Linked DNA regions of Homo sapiens: region 1 is linked to region 2. The links are chromatin loops, found by intact Hi-C in ENCODE. Cell type or tissue: dorsolateral prefrontal cortex. All regions are shown on one strand. Links, peaks and the distances in the headings refer to the core of each region. The heading gives the core; the rest is flanking DNA.

Region 1 (6,335 bases), core at 1,543-5,542, 84 kb after region 2:
GTCCATTACCCTGGTGACAGGGCCACCCAGCTTCTGCAGTGACGGCCCCTGACTACCCTCCCACATGAAGCCCTCTTCCCCTGCCAGGGCTGCAGCTCCCTCGAAGCCTAGAACTGTCCATCCCCATGTCTGTACTTCCAGCCCCCAGACCTGAAACCAACCTTGAAGTTCCTCCCCTGCTCAGCTCCTCCTCACTGCTGGCCACCATCCCAGGGGCACCAGCCACTTTCTTGAGGCCAAACCCCTGTGCTGCCACCCCTAACTTCACCTTTTGCTGCTGAGAGGTGCCTCCCCAAAAAAAGGAATGGTCAGGCTCCAGGACAAATTTCCTGGAAGATGGACAAACAAGGGCTCTTTGAAATGTTTTAGGTGGCAGTCCATCCAGATGAAAAACAAACTCAATCTCCAAACTTCACTGAGCCCCTCTGATGAGGCCCAGTGCCAGAAGGGAGCAAAAGTGTGTTCAAGACCACACCTATGAAGTGCGGGGCAGCACCAGGCTCCGGATTCCTGCATCCAGACATCTCTGTTACTTTCTAACAAAGCAACAGGTCTCCATAGGATTCAAACTCAGGTCTGCAGCTACAGCAAGCAGGGAACCCCTCATTTGGCAGGAGATGCTCAATGTGACTGAATGGATGAACTTCCTTCTCTGGATCACCCAGGGATGGCCCCATGCATTTGTGGATTTAGCTTCCAGACTCCTGCTGTCCTGCCCTCATGCATGGCTGATGATTTGAGCTACTGATTAACACTTTTTAAAGTCAAATTTCTCGGCACATGTCAGGGTGGGAAATTCTATCTGTCCTCCATATGCCGGGCATCATTCCACAGCAGCTGGTTGGGAAGGAAAGCTTAATCTCTCGGAACCTGCATAATATCTTTATAAAGGTACAGCTGGGCGAATGTCATAAAAATGTTCAGTTGTGGGTGCTGGGATATCAGATGCCTTGCGTGCCTCTTCACTGCCAGGACACACTCCAGGAAAACCCCTGGTGTGCTTGAGGCCACATGACACACAGAGAATGCAGGCAGCAACGCTTTGCCTTGGAAAGCTGAAGCATTTTCTATCTTAATCCCGGAAAAAAAAATTAAAAAACAACTGCCTTGAGAATGTGATGGATACTGCCCCTACACCTGGGTGTTTAGCCGAGATTTATTTAGAGTTTAGGAAAAGTCACTTGAATGATGAGGGCTTTTGTTCATCCCTTCATTTCTCTGAGTGACTATGGAACTCATATATCTGTGTTTTCCCACTAGGGTTGTCTATCCCTGCCATTTGTTTTTTCTTTGTTATTTCTACAGAGGCAGGGCTGACTCTTGCCTTAAACACTTTTGACGAATATCCCTGGAGCTAAAACCAGGGGCGCAAAAGCCACACCCAGGAACCAAGCTCCTGCTGCCTGCTTGGGTAACCATCAAGTTCATTTTGCTCCCTGAATTCCTGCCATGCACTGGGTTCATGCATTGTTCTTTGCAAACATATGAGATGGGGTTATGCTCAGGCACATGGGCAATCAGCACCCACTAGATATGACAGGTGAATCTATTATCTGCTCCGCATAACACATTCCCCAACACTCATAGCTTAAAACAATAGTCTTTTATCACCTCTCACAGTTCCTATGGGTCAGGAATTGGGACAGGGAGTGGCAGGATGGCCTGTCTTTGCTCCATGGTATCTGGTCCCTCCACTGGGGGACTCAAAGCAGAGACAGGAACCATCTGAAGGATGTTTCCTTGTAGATCTGGTGGCCCATGCTTGTTGTCAGTTTTTGGCTGGAATGCCCACATGTGGCCTCTCCTTGTGCCCTGGGCTTCCTCAGAAGATAGCAGCTGGGTTTTAAGAGCAAGTGTCTTAAGAGTGAGAGAGACAAGAGACCAAAGCAGAAACTAATGACTTTGATGATCTGGTTACAAAAGGCACACACCACCACCTCTGCCATATTGTATTGATTCAAACAATGACAAAGGCCTGCCTAGGTCCAAAAAAAGGGAACACAGCACCCCGCACCCAGTGGAGGATGGGCTTTAGATAGGTATGATCATCTTTGGAAAATACAGTCTACCACAATGGCAGACAAGCAGAGCCGGCTGTCCAATCGATCTCCTGCAATCAACACTATGCAGCTGCAGTGTCCGTCACCCTTGCTTAATGTCTCTCCAAAGCCCAATTCTATGTCAAGACAGTCTCTGTGATTCTATTCAGTAAAGACTGCTTCACCTGAGACCTCTCTTGAGATTGCTTTTTTGTGCTTCTCTAAGATTAATATCCGGAATTTAAAAAAAGGAAGAAAAATAGCCAGTGCCTTCAATATCCCCCTTCTCTGAATCATTACCGATTGGGCTAATGACTGCTGATAGTAAACTGGAATTCCTCTGAGCGCTGTACTGAGTAATCGCTGGCTTATTGTTTCACTGTGCTCAAGGTCTGCGTGGTGGAAATGGCTCATCACAAAGACGCATCACCCACGGAGAGAGGCCGCACTGCACAAGGGCCTGCCTGAGGCAGCTACCTCTGCAGCCAATGGGAGCTCGACCTGGAGCTGAGCTGCTCCCAATGACCATCCTCCGTGTTTCTCCAGACATTCTAATGGTCGCCGTCTCAGTGGGGCATGTACTGGGTATGGGGTATGGGGTAAGTGGGCTGCCGTGATCTAAGCCCCCAGTCATGCCTCTGCAATGTTCCCTGCGTGATGGGCATGGCCCAACCAATCCAAAAAAACCAGGCCCTGGGTGATGAGGCTTTTCTGTCTACCCACTAATTACAGTTTTTAGTGAGCTGTGTCTGGCCACAATTTCAAAATTCCATTCTGACAGCCTACACTATGGTCTCCAGCACGGGAGTCCTTTACCGCGCATCAGCGTGCGGGATCAGGTAACACAGACAGATAGATCAAGGCTGTTGACAGTCTTTAATGAAGTGGCAGGGGCTGGAGCCGGACGGCTCATCTCCAGGTCTTTGTCTTGTATGGTGCAGGCCGCACTGGAGACGCAGTTGGTGGATCACAGAGGCATAACCCTGGGCACACAAACACTCAAATGACCTGACTCTCCTGGTTCTACAGAAGCAAACCTGCGAGACTCAACGGCTGACAGCACAGTGCAAGGGAGGATTTATGCCTTCTTTCCGGCAGATTCTTATTTGCCTTGAAGAATCCAACAGAGGGCCACTGCCTGGAGGAACCCACATGCTGTCAGGCATTAATCAACTGCAGAAAACCCACCAAGGACACTCTGTTGCAAGTGGACAGCTTTGAACTCCAGCTGCCACAGCTGGGGGAACATTTGATAGTGAAAAACAATAAACAGCAGGGGAGGGAAGGTCATCTGGCTGAGAATATTTAAGAACGTTCCCCTAGAGGCAGTAGCAGAAAACACATTTACATCTGATTGTCTCTCTTCCTGAATGGTCAGTTTCTGCCTGATGCTGACTAGGTACAGAAATACAGGCAAGCAGAATCCAGAACCCCAGGGTTGGGCGAAAACACTCTGTTTTTTAAAGGACTTTGAACAACAATGAGAGACAAAGAATTCCCCATGGCTATTCTGCCAGGAAGTGACCCACCAGTGAAGGTTGCAGAAAAAAAAACACCCAGGGCTCAAGACCACGGAGGGAGATTTTCAGGGCCTGAGCCTCACTTGCTTCAGGTTTACTGATGCTCTTGGGGCTGGGGAAATGCTGAGGTCATCCAGGGGTAACTGGATTGAACCACCACTCTGTGCACACATTAAGGTAGTGAACTGCACAGTGCCATTTCTACCAGGTGGTACTGGCTTTTTTTTTTCTCTGGCCCTACTGCTTTCTTTGTGGAGTCTTCACCAAACCACCCCTTCCTAAATCCAATTCACTAAATGTTGCAAGGGGTATAAACATAAAGACCTGCCCTCCTCTGCCCACAAAAGCAGTCCATAAGAGAAGAAGGATGTGCATTTACTTGTGACTAGTGTTCTAACACAGATATAAACACAGTTCAGAAGAAACTTGCAGAGAAGAAAATAAATTCCCCGGGGACAGACAAGGCCACACTAAACTCTGTGCCAAATGCCACATGGTCCCTGATCCTAGAATGCTGGACTCATCAAGATCTTATAGATAGATGTCTATCAGTGACAGTGTTTTCTCTTAACGTTAGTATTTAGTGTCACTATCAAATATTTTAACCTTGGAAGACCTGTAAGTGACCTGACAAAGGGCATTTGAAGGTATACTTTATGACCAAGGATGCTTGACCCGGAGGAAGCCCCCGCACGAGGGTACATCTCCTCACTTGGGCTTCCCATGGGTTCTGATTCAATGAGGAGCACCAGGTCAGGACTGAGACATGGTCACATTGAGGCCAAAAGGATGCCATGCCACCCTGACACTGCCATGCAGACTTTAGGTCCAATTCTCGGCTTAAGGCTCACTTCTTCACAAGTGCGTCTCAATTCAGACACCAGCCATGAACTCAGGGTCCACAGACCGCCTACACTTCTGCCCAGCTAGTAACAAATTCCCATCAGGGTTAATCATATGCTGGGTTCCCATCAGGTTTAATCACATACTGGAATGACTCACAGAAGTCAGGAGAGCTCTATACTCACAATTCTAAGGGATACATCTCAGGACCATGCAAGCAATGTGAGACACAGAGGGTGAGATTTAGGAGGGTTCCAAATATGGATGAAGTTTTCATGTCCTCAGGATATGTCACTGTCCTGGCACATGGATGTATGACCAACCAGGGAAGCTCAGCTGAACTTCAGGTGTCCAGAGTGCCTATTGGGGTCTCAGTATGTAGGCTTCATTGATTCAATGGCTATGGGATTGAACTCAATCTCCAGCCACATCCCCTCCCCGAGGCCAGACTTATAGGGGCTCAGAGCCCCAACTCTCTAGTCACATGTTGATCTTTCTGGTGTGACCAGCCCCCATCCCGAGTCTTCCTGTTAGCATGAATTCTGGTGTGGTCACAGGGGCCTACCATGAGTAACAAAGACATCCTATCACTCAGGAAATACCAAGGATTTAGAGGGTCCTTCCCAGGAACCGGAGACAAAGGCCAGCCAAATGCTCTATTGTACAATAAAGTCCAAGTCTCAACCTCAGAGTCTCTCACATGAAAGTCTTCTGCCACTCCCTCTGGTTCTTCACTCTTCTGAGACCAAGAAGAAGGAAGAGCACAGTTTGGGTTCCCAGGCTCCCCTGGAACCCACCCATCTTCAGACTCCCTAGCAATCCAGACACCTTCGTCTGCAGTGTCACCCCAGTCTCTGGGTTCCTTATTCTTTGCACGGTCATGACCTGAGCTCCCACGTCATTCCTCAGAGCCAGACTTGCCGCTTCCTAAACAACTATGCCGGACTCATGCACCTCAGTTTCCACAACTGGGTTCTGTTTCCAAAGCCTTTTGACAGGCCGCTCCCCTTCCACTCCTTCTCTGGTGCTGACTCCCAGAGCCCCTGCCTTAGTCATCTTGCAGTCCCATGGTCAGCCATGACCCCACTCGCTCATGCATTTGTCACTTTGCCTCCCTCAGTCTTTCTTCCTGGAAAGGCTTTCTCTGGTCATCTGAGTCCCACCCAGTCTCCCAAGGCTTTCTCAGCTGCTGTTTACCTCTTGGTGAATTTCGCAGCCTCCCTCACCCTACCACTGAAGCAGGTGTCCTCGCTCACTTGGCAGTCTGCTTTCAAGATCTGGACTTGACATCATACTATTGAGCTGCACACATTAGCTTCTGCCAGCATGGGGCCAGTCTTGGAAGAGCTGGGTGGTATTTTCACGCGTGCTGGCAGTCTCAGCTCTTAGGGAAGCAGCTCCCACACTGATGGTGCCCAGGAGTGATTCTCAGTGGATTTGCAGCTGGTTTTACATGGTAGACAATCTCCTTTTTTATTCTGATAAAACTCTTGGCTTTTCTTGAACTGTTAATATTTCTGCCTAAAAATAGATGCAAAATAACTAAATTTGCAATCATCTCCAAAAAATGAACTACAATAAAAACCTGACTTTTCCTCTAAGATTTAACATAAGGTTTGAGTTATGTGTCTTCTTCAAGTGTCCATTGATGGAGGTATTGATTAATCTATTCTCAATTGCCTGTGGTTCTGACATATGCCACAGTTAAACATCTCCAAATGACAAGGAAACAGAACTTCAGCATGCGAATGAAATAACCAAAAGATCTGACTAAATAGAACTGAAGACATGATTGTAAGCTCAGTCAGCATTTTCTTCTAATGGCACCAAGTAGCCCACAGTATTACCTGTGCATGCCTCATTATCTAGGCCAGGATAAAAGGACATTCACAATCTCTGGAGTGTCGAATTTCTCTTAATATTCACTTTGGTG
Region 2 (6,335 bases), core at 1,065-5,064:
CCAAAGAGCAGAGCTTCAAAATACACGAAGCAGAAACTCATATTAGCATTAGCCATTAGGGAAATGTAAATTAATGCCCTTACAAAATATCACTACACATTTGTCAACATAGCTAAAATAAAAAAAAAATAGTGATGGCACCAAACATTGGTGAGGATGTGGAGAAACCGGATCATTCATTCATACATGGCTGGTGGGAAAAAAAGTGATGCAGCCATTCTGGAAAACAGTTTGGCAGATTCTTAAAATGCAGAAGATGCAACTACCCTACAACGCAGCAATTATACCCCTGGGCCTTTATCTCAGAGAAATGAAAATGTGTGTTCACCCAAAAACATGTACCAGAATCTTTGCTTTATTTGTAATCATCCAAAACCAGAAACAATCTGGATGTTCTTTAGTGAGTGGGTCGTTAAACCATGGTCCATCTATACTATGGAATACTAATGAGCAATAAAAGGCAATGAACTATTCATATACAAAATAACTTGATGAGTCTCAAGGGAATTATGTTGAGTGAAAAAGCCAATCTTTGGTTACATACTGTATGATTCCATTTATGTAACATTCTTGAACTGACAAAATTATAGAGATGGAGAACAGATGAGTGGTTGCCAGAGGCTGGGCGGAGGCGGGAAAGGAAGAAGGGCTGTAGCAGAGTAGTATGAGGAATTCCTGTGGGGATGGGACTGTTTTGTACTTTGATTGTGGGGTAGTCACACAAATCTGCACATGTGATAAAATTGCATAGAACTAAACACACACACTTACACATACAACTGGTGAAATCTGAATAAAGTCAATGGATTGTTTCAATATAAATTTCCTGGTTGTGATATTGTACTAAAGTTATGCAAGATGTAACTATTAGAGAACTTGAGTGTAGGGTATGTGGAATCTGTATTAATTCTTAAAACTGCATGTCAATCTGCAACTATTATCTCAAAATAAAATGTGAAAGAATTAAGTATGTAGAGATCTGGTGATACAGCCTCAAACCTACATGGCTATCTAGTAAAATTAATATAACACCCCTCTCAAAACAGATAGAATGAGGATTCATAAAGTAAGCAAAGATACATGAATTGAATAATGTGATGACTAAGCTCACACTAATAGTTACACATCAAATGTGTATCAACAACAACAGAAATGGAGACCTTTGCTTTGCTCCTGTTATGAACCTCACATGCGGTGTTCTAACAGAATTCGCACATTCATTCAAACTGTTTTTCTGTGGAAAACAGATAGCAGAAGATATATGTAATATGTAAAACTGACTGGGTACACCTGGGATATACAAGGAGTGTCTACAAATGACCAAAAGATACCAATAAGCAATTCAGAAGTGAAGATGGCCAAATCACCAACAAGTGTACTCAGAGATGTTCAAAATCACTGTTAATAGGAGACGTGCGAATTACGAGAGCAGGGAGATAGCACTTTGGACCTATACACACCTCAGATTGGCAAAGCCACGAATACACTGAGTGACACCAATAAAAGATTAGTGAAAATGGAAGTTGCCATACTCATGAACAAAGCCACAAGTGTTGCTGAAAGCAGCCAGGCATTGCTTAGAAAACCAATCGTGTTTAGCACTGAGCCAGCAACTCCACTTCTGGGGTGGCTTCCTCTTCTGGAGCCTTCACCAACAGGTCTACATGAGACATCTTTGCAGACTTTCATGACTGCATTGTCAGTGGCAGTGGAGGGGAATGGATTAGCAAAGTGTGGGTGATGCAGACTATGTCAGAAGCAACAGCTAGATGTACGGACAGCCAACAGTGACATACACACACACAAGAACACGCACACACACGGTGACTACGTACACAGGAAGGAGCAGAAAAAGAAGCATAGTATTTACATTCTACATGGATTAAAAAGCAATGTAGGCCAGGCGCGGTGGCTCACACCTGTAATCCCAACACTTTGGGAGGCCAAGGCAGGCGGATCAACTGAGGTCGGGAGTTCGAGATCAGCCTGACCAACATGGAGAAACCCCGTCTCTACTGAAAAAACAAAATTAGCCGGGCGTGGTGGTGCATGCCTGTAATCCCAGCTACTCGGGAGGCTGAGGCAGGAGAATCACTTGAACCCGGGAGGCGGAGGTTGCAGTGAGCCGAGATCATGCCATTGCACTCCAGCCTGGGCAACAAGAGCAAAACTCCATCTCAAAAAAAAAAAGGTAATGTAAATGTACAAAACACCACTTAGCAAGGATACTTACACATTTATAGTGCATAGCATATGAGCATGACGGCCTCTGGAAAATGGAGTTGAAACAGGAATAGGGTATTGGAAATAAATGGGACTTTGCATGGATTGATGCTGCTGTCTCAAACTATAAAGAGAAAATAACATAAGACTATTATATAGAGGTAGAGCGGGGGAAGAAATAAAAACAGGAGTCTTTCCAAGCGCTTGCCTCTGGGTGGTTTCCCAAGTATGATTTCATAATTCTGTGTCCTCAGACACTCTCTGAATGCCACTCACTCTCTGGGGCTCAGAGAGCACACTCTCACCAGGACAAGAGCCAAGTCTGGGGTAAAGAGAAGCTCAGGGGACAGGGTTGGGGGCTTGGGGCAGAGACAAGCTTGCAGGGCAGGTAGGAGCAGGCAAGCCTGCTTCACGTCTTGGGTGTTTTCTCTTTTTCTTGCCATGACAGGGTGATGGAGACACAGCCCTGGTGTGGGCCAGAGTCCACCCTGGGATAGGAGGCCCTGCCAAGGCAAAGTGGCCTGGTAACTTGGCGCTGTTTCCTGGGGAAAATGCAACCATTGTTTTAACACAAAACATGCTTCTGTCCCTGGCCAAGGCCCATCTGTAAAAAGTTATTTTCTTCAAAAGCTTGAAGGAAAAGGCTGCAAGAAGTGTGCTCTGGCTTCAATCTCCCTATACACAGTTCCAGGCCAAGTACAGTAAGGCCAGCCAAGCAGGGTGACCCCTGACGGTGGAGGCAGGGCCAAGGCCCCCAGCAAACAGGAGCAGCATGACGTACCAGGGATCTTAGCCTGAGCTTGGCCACAGACCCATTCAAAGCCTTGGCTACTTGCTGTCCTCTGAGTTTTACTTTTCCCCACAAGCCAGAATATCACGATCAAATGGCTGGAGGCCATGGGCCCTGTGAATGCCTTCTCCAGAGATTGCCATGGTCCTTGAATGCCTATCTCCCCTGTCCTGCCCCAAACCTCCCACAAGCTGATAGAACAGACCATGGCCTCCACCACATCATCCCCAGACAAGAGCCGGGTGGGCCCTGTGGCCAGCCTCCCTTCTCATGGCCAGCCCCTCCAGGTCCAGCCAGATACGAGGCCCCACCCACCTGTCCTCCCTGTCCCTGCGGGAGGGCACTGGAACTGGGCCTCCCAGCCAGGCGAGCATTGTGAGTGATCAGATATGGAAATACTCCTACGATCACCAGGGCACAACCAGTGGAAATCCTGGTCCTGGAAAGGACTTTTAGTTACAATATTAAATTTGAAATGAAGAAATTTTACATTTTAATTCTCAGTAAGATATCTGGGTAACGCCGCGTTGCATTTTGTAAAGGACTGTGCTGCTCATAATCTTTCCTTACCACCGCCCAAGCCACCCGGCACTGTGTAGGTCAAGGTGCCAGTAGAACTGGCACCTGAGCCTGGAGGAGGGTCCCTCATGTACCAATGGGCTCTGAGTCCACTGTCATGCCCAGTGAGCCACTCAACCAGGAGCCAAGGGGCTCAGGGGCATCAGAATGTGTGACAACACCCCCAGTGGAGCAAGCCCATGGGCAAACACCCCGACGTCCTCCCTGAGGGCGGCAAAGTCAGGCGCAGTGGCTTGTCCTTCCAAGTTCCACAGTCAGCTTGGGGGGCATTCACGCCATCCTGCCTGCTCTCCTGGGCACCTAGCACAACACTGTGGTCAAGTTTGGCCTGAGCTGGTGCAGGACCAGCGTGTGGGGAAGGGCCCTGCCCGTGGCAGGCAAGGCTCTCTGGCCCCGGGTGCAGGAGAACCCTGAGGATAAGGCAGAGCAACCTGAGAGGCAGATGCCAGAGAAGGGCTCCCCAGCACTGGAGCGGGGCCTTCCAGGGGCTCCCAATTCCCAGCTTATCTATTAAAAACTTCATAACCCTGGCACAAGAGGTTTGCTTATTTACTTTGGAAATAGCCATGCCACCCGGGCTGGAAGCTCACACTGCAGAAGCCTCCATGGCTGGCCGTTTGCTCTTCTAATGACTCCAGAGTTTGGACAATCAGAGTTTCTGATGCTGACACCAGCTGAAGTGTGTCTCCAGCAGGACACCTGCCACTGGAGGCCATGCCTCGGCCCGCGTCTGTCCAGGGCACTCCTTGAGCAAGTAGGTCCAGTGAACAAGGGAAGCACCTCCTTCCACCCAGAAGTTAATGCTATTGTCCACCTCTTGGAGGCTGGGAAGGAGGACATCTTCCTTCAGCCTCATCTCTACAAACTTTCTCTCTTTCTCTAAATTATTTCCTCTTCCACCTCCACTGGGTCACCTCCCCAGGAGTGGAGGAGCTGTCAGGGCTACTACCCATCTGAGGGCCTTGGAGGGAACCAAGAGTGGGAGGAGGGAAGGTGAGGGTTACTCCCAGTGCTGGGGGAAGAGCCTGGCCGTAAGGGAGGAGCCCTGCCTTATTCCATCCCGCCATCTGCGCTTGGGGCAGGGAAGATCTAACAGTCAGCCTGGGCTGCTATAGCAAAGCACCACAGAGCTGAGGGGTGAAACTACCCGCATTTATCCTCTCAGCCCTGGAGGCTGGAAGTACCAGAGCAAGGTGTCAGCAGGGCTGGTTTCTCCAGAGGCCTCACTCCTTGGCTTGTAGATGGCGTCTTCTTCCTGCATCCCCACATGGTCATCCCTCCCTCTGTGGGTATCTGTGTCCTCATCTCCCCTTCTTATAGGACAGTGGCTATATTGGATTAGGCTTTGAAAAGGAAAATTAAAATTTGGGTCCACAATTTACTGTGCCAAAAGAAAAAAAAATTAAGCTGAAAGCTGAGTCGTGGAAGAAGTTGCCTTTCCTTTTGTTCCTAAGCAGATAGCTACAGATAAAAGGTTAAGTATCTCCACAGGTAGCTGCTCTATGTTCACCTTAACTTACATAAAGTGCTGATTTACTGAGTGCAAGACGCATACATAATTGACTATACCCCCACCAGCTCCTTTTCTCTTGCAACATGTGGATTCAGTAATGTGACCATACCCTCCCTCCTTCCCCTCCAGCCTGCTTTTCCCCTTTAAATATTGAAGCCCTCAAAATCATCTTTGGAGAAAGACACAGAACTGTCTCCTGAGTTATCAGGAGTTATGGGCATGAGTTATCAACCTTGGCAAAATACGCTTCTAAATTGATTGAAAGCTGTCTCAGATATTTTTTGGTTACAGGTCCACCCATACGAACTCACTCTAACTTAATTACCTCTTTAAAGATCTTGTCTCCAAGTACAGTCACATTCTGAGATATGGGGGTTGGAATTTCAACACAGGAATTTGTGGGGGACACAGCTCAGCCCATTGGTGGAGGATGTCTGCTAGCAGCACGTTCTGCAGGCCGGCCTCACCTGCAAACATGGTCAAGGTGACAAGCAAAAGCTGGCCTGGGGCAAAGTACTCTAAAGTCAGCCTCAAGGGTAGAGATGTTCTGCAAAGGGATTGAAAACATAATACATTTGGCAGAACTTGAACCTAGAGCATGTTTTCCCATCTTGTACACTAGAGCAAAGATCAGCAAATACTGCCCAAGCCAAATTCTACAGATCAGCAAATACTACCCAGGCCAAATTCTACAGACCAGATGAGCCACCTGTTTTGTAGGTAAGGTACTGGAGCATCGCCACACCCCTTCATGAGCCTGTCATCTGTGGCTGCTTTTGCCAAGTTGAGGAGCTGTGGCAGAGACCACACGGCCCCTGAAGCCTAAAACATTTGCAGAAAACATGCCAACCTTTGCACCGGAAGGTCAGCTCCCTATGGGCAGGGATTTTTGTCTGTCTGCCCACAGCTGTGCCCCCAGCATTTACAACTCTGTGTGGCAAGTACCAGGGGCTCAAACAATACTTGTTGGAAGAACAGGTCATTTTGTCTACATGGAACTGAAGGTGTGGTGAGGTCATGGCCCAGGAAACCCCTTGAATTGTTCAACCCAAGTCTCTTGCCTTGGTGATAGCAACCAATTGCATCTGATCAGTGTTCTGTAGTGTCCCCACAAGACCACAACAAGCACAAATGGCCCTTTCTACCTGGAAGGGCCTGGCCATTTCCTTTCTTCCCCTGTGACTGCCCCTAGTGACCCTCGGGGCTTTTGCACACAGGGTCTGGAGGTTG

Evidence for each region. A loop is a pair of places that touch in the nucleus more often than their neighbours do. Peaks named below come from ENCODE experiments on the same cell type or tissue, not always from the same donor. Only the 100,000 strongest peaks of a DNase experiment are listed, where the experiment ranks them.
Region 1: it touches region 2 in a loop (2.9-fold over the local background); 1 of 110 quality-filtered maps calls a loop at or near these places.

What each region holds. Positions count from the first base shown.
Region 1 is chr9:89,805,206-89,811,540 of GRCh38, reverse strand. No RefSeq gene overlaps it. Among named protein-coding and RNA genes, the nearest start is that of LINC03062, 170 kb to the right of the region's middle. In dorsolateral prefrontal cortex, for the core only: a CTCF peak has its summit at 3,340; no DNase peak of the experiment used is centred there.
Region 2 is chr9:89,888,381-89,894,715 of GRCh38, reverse strand. No RefSeq gene overlaps it. Among named protein-coding and RNA genes, the nearest start is that of MIR4290, 130 kb to the left of the region's middle. In dorsolateral prefrontal cortex, for the core only: no CTCF peak of the experiment used is centred there; a DNase peak (open chromatin) is centred at 2,725; H3K27ac peaks cover 604 bases.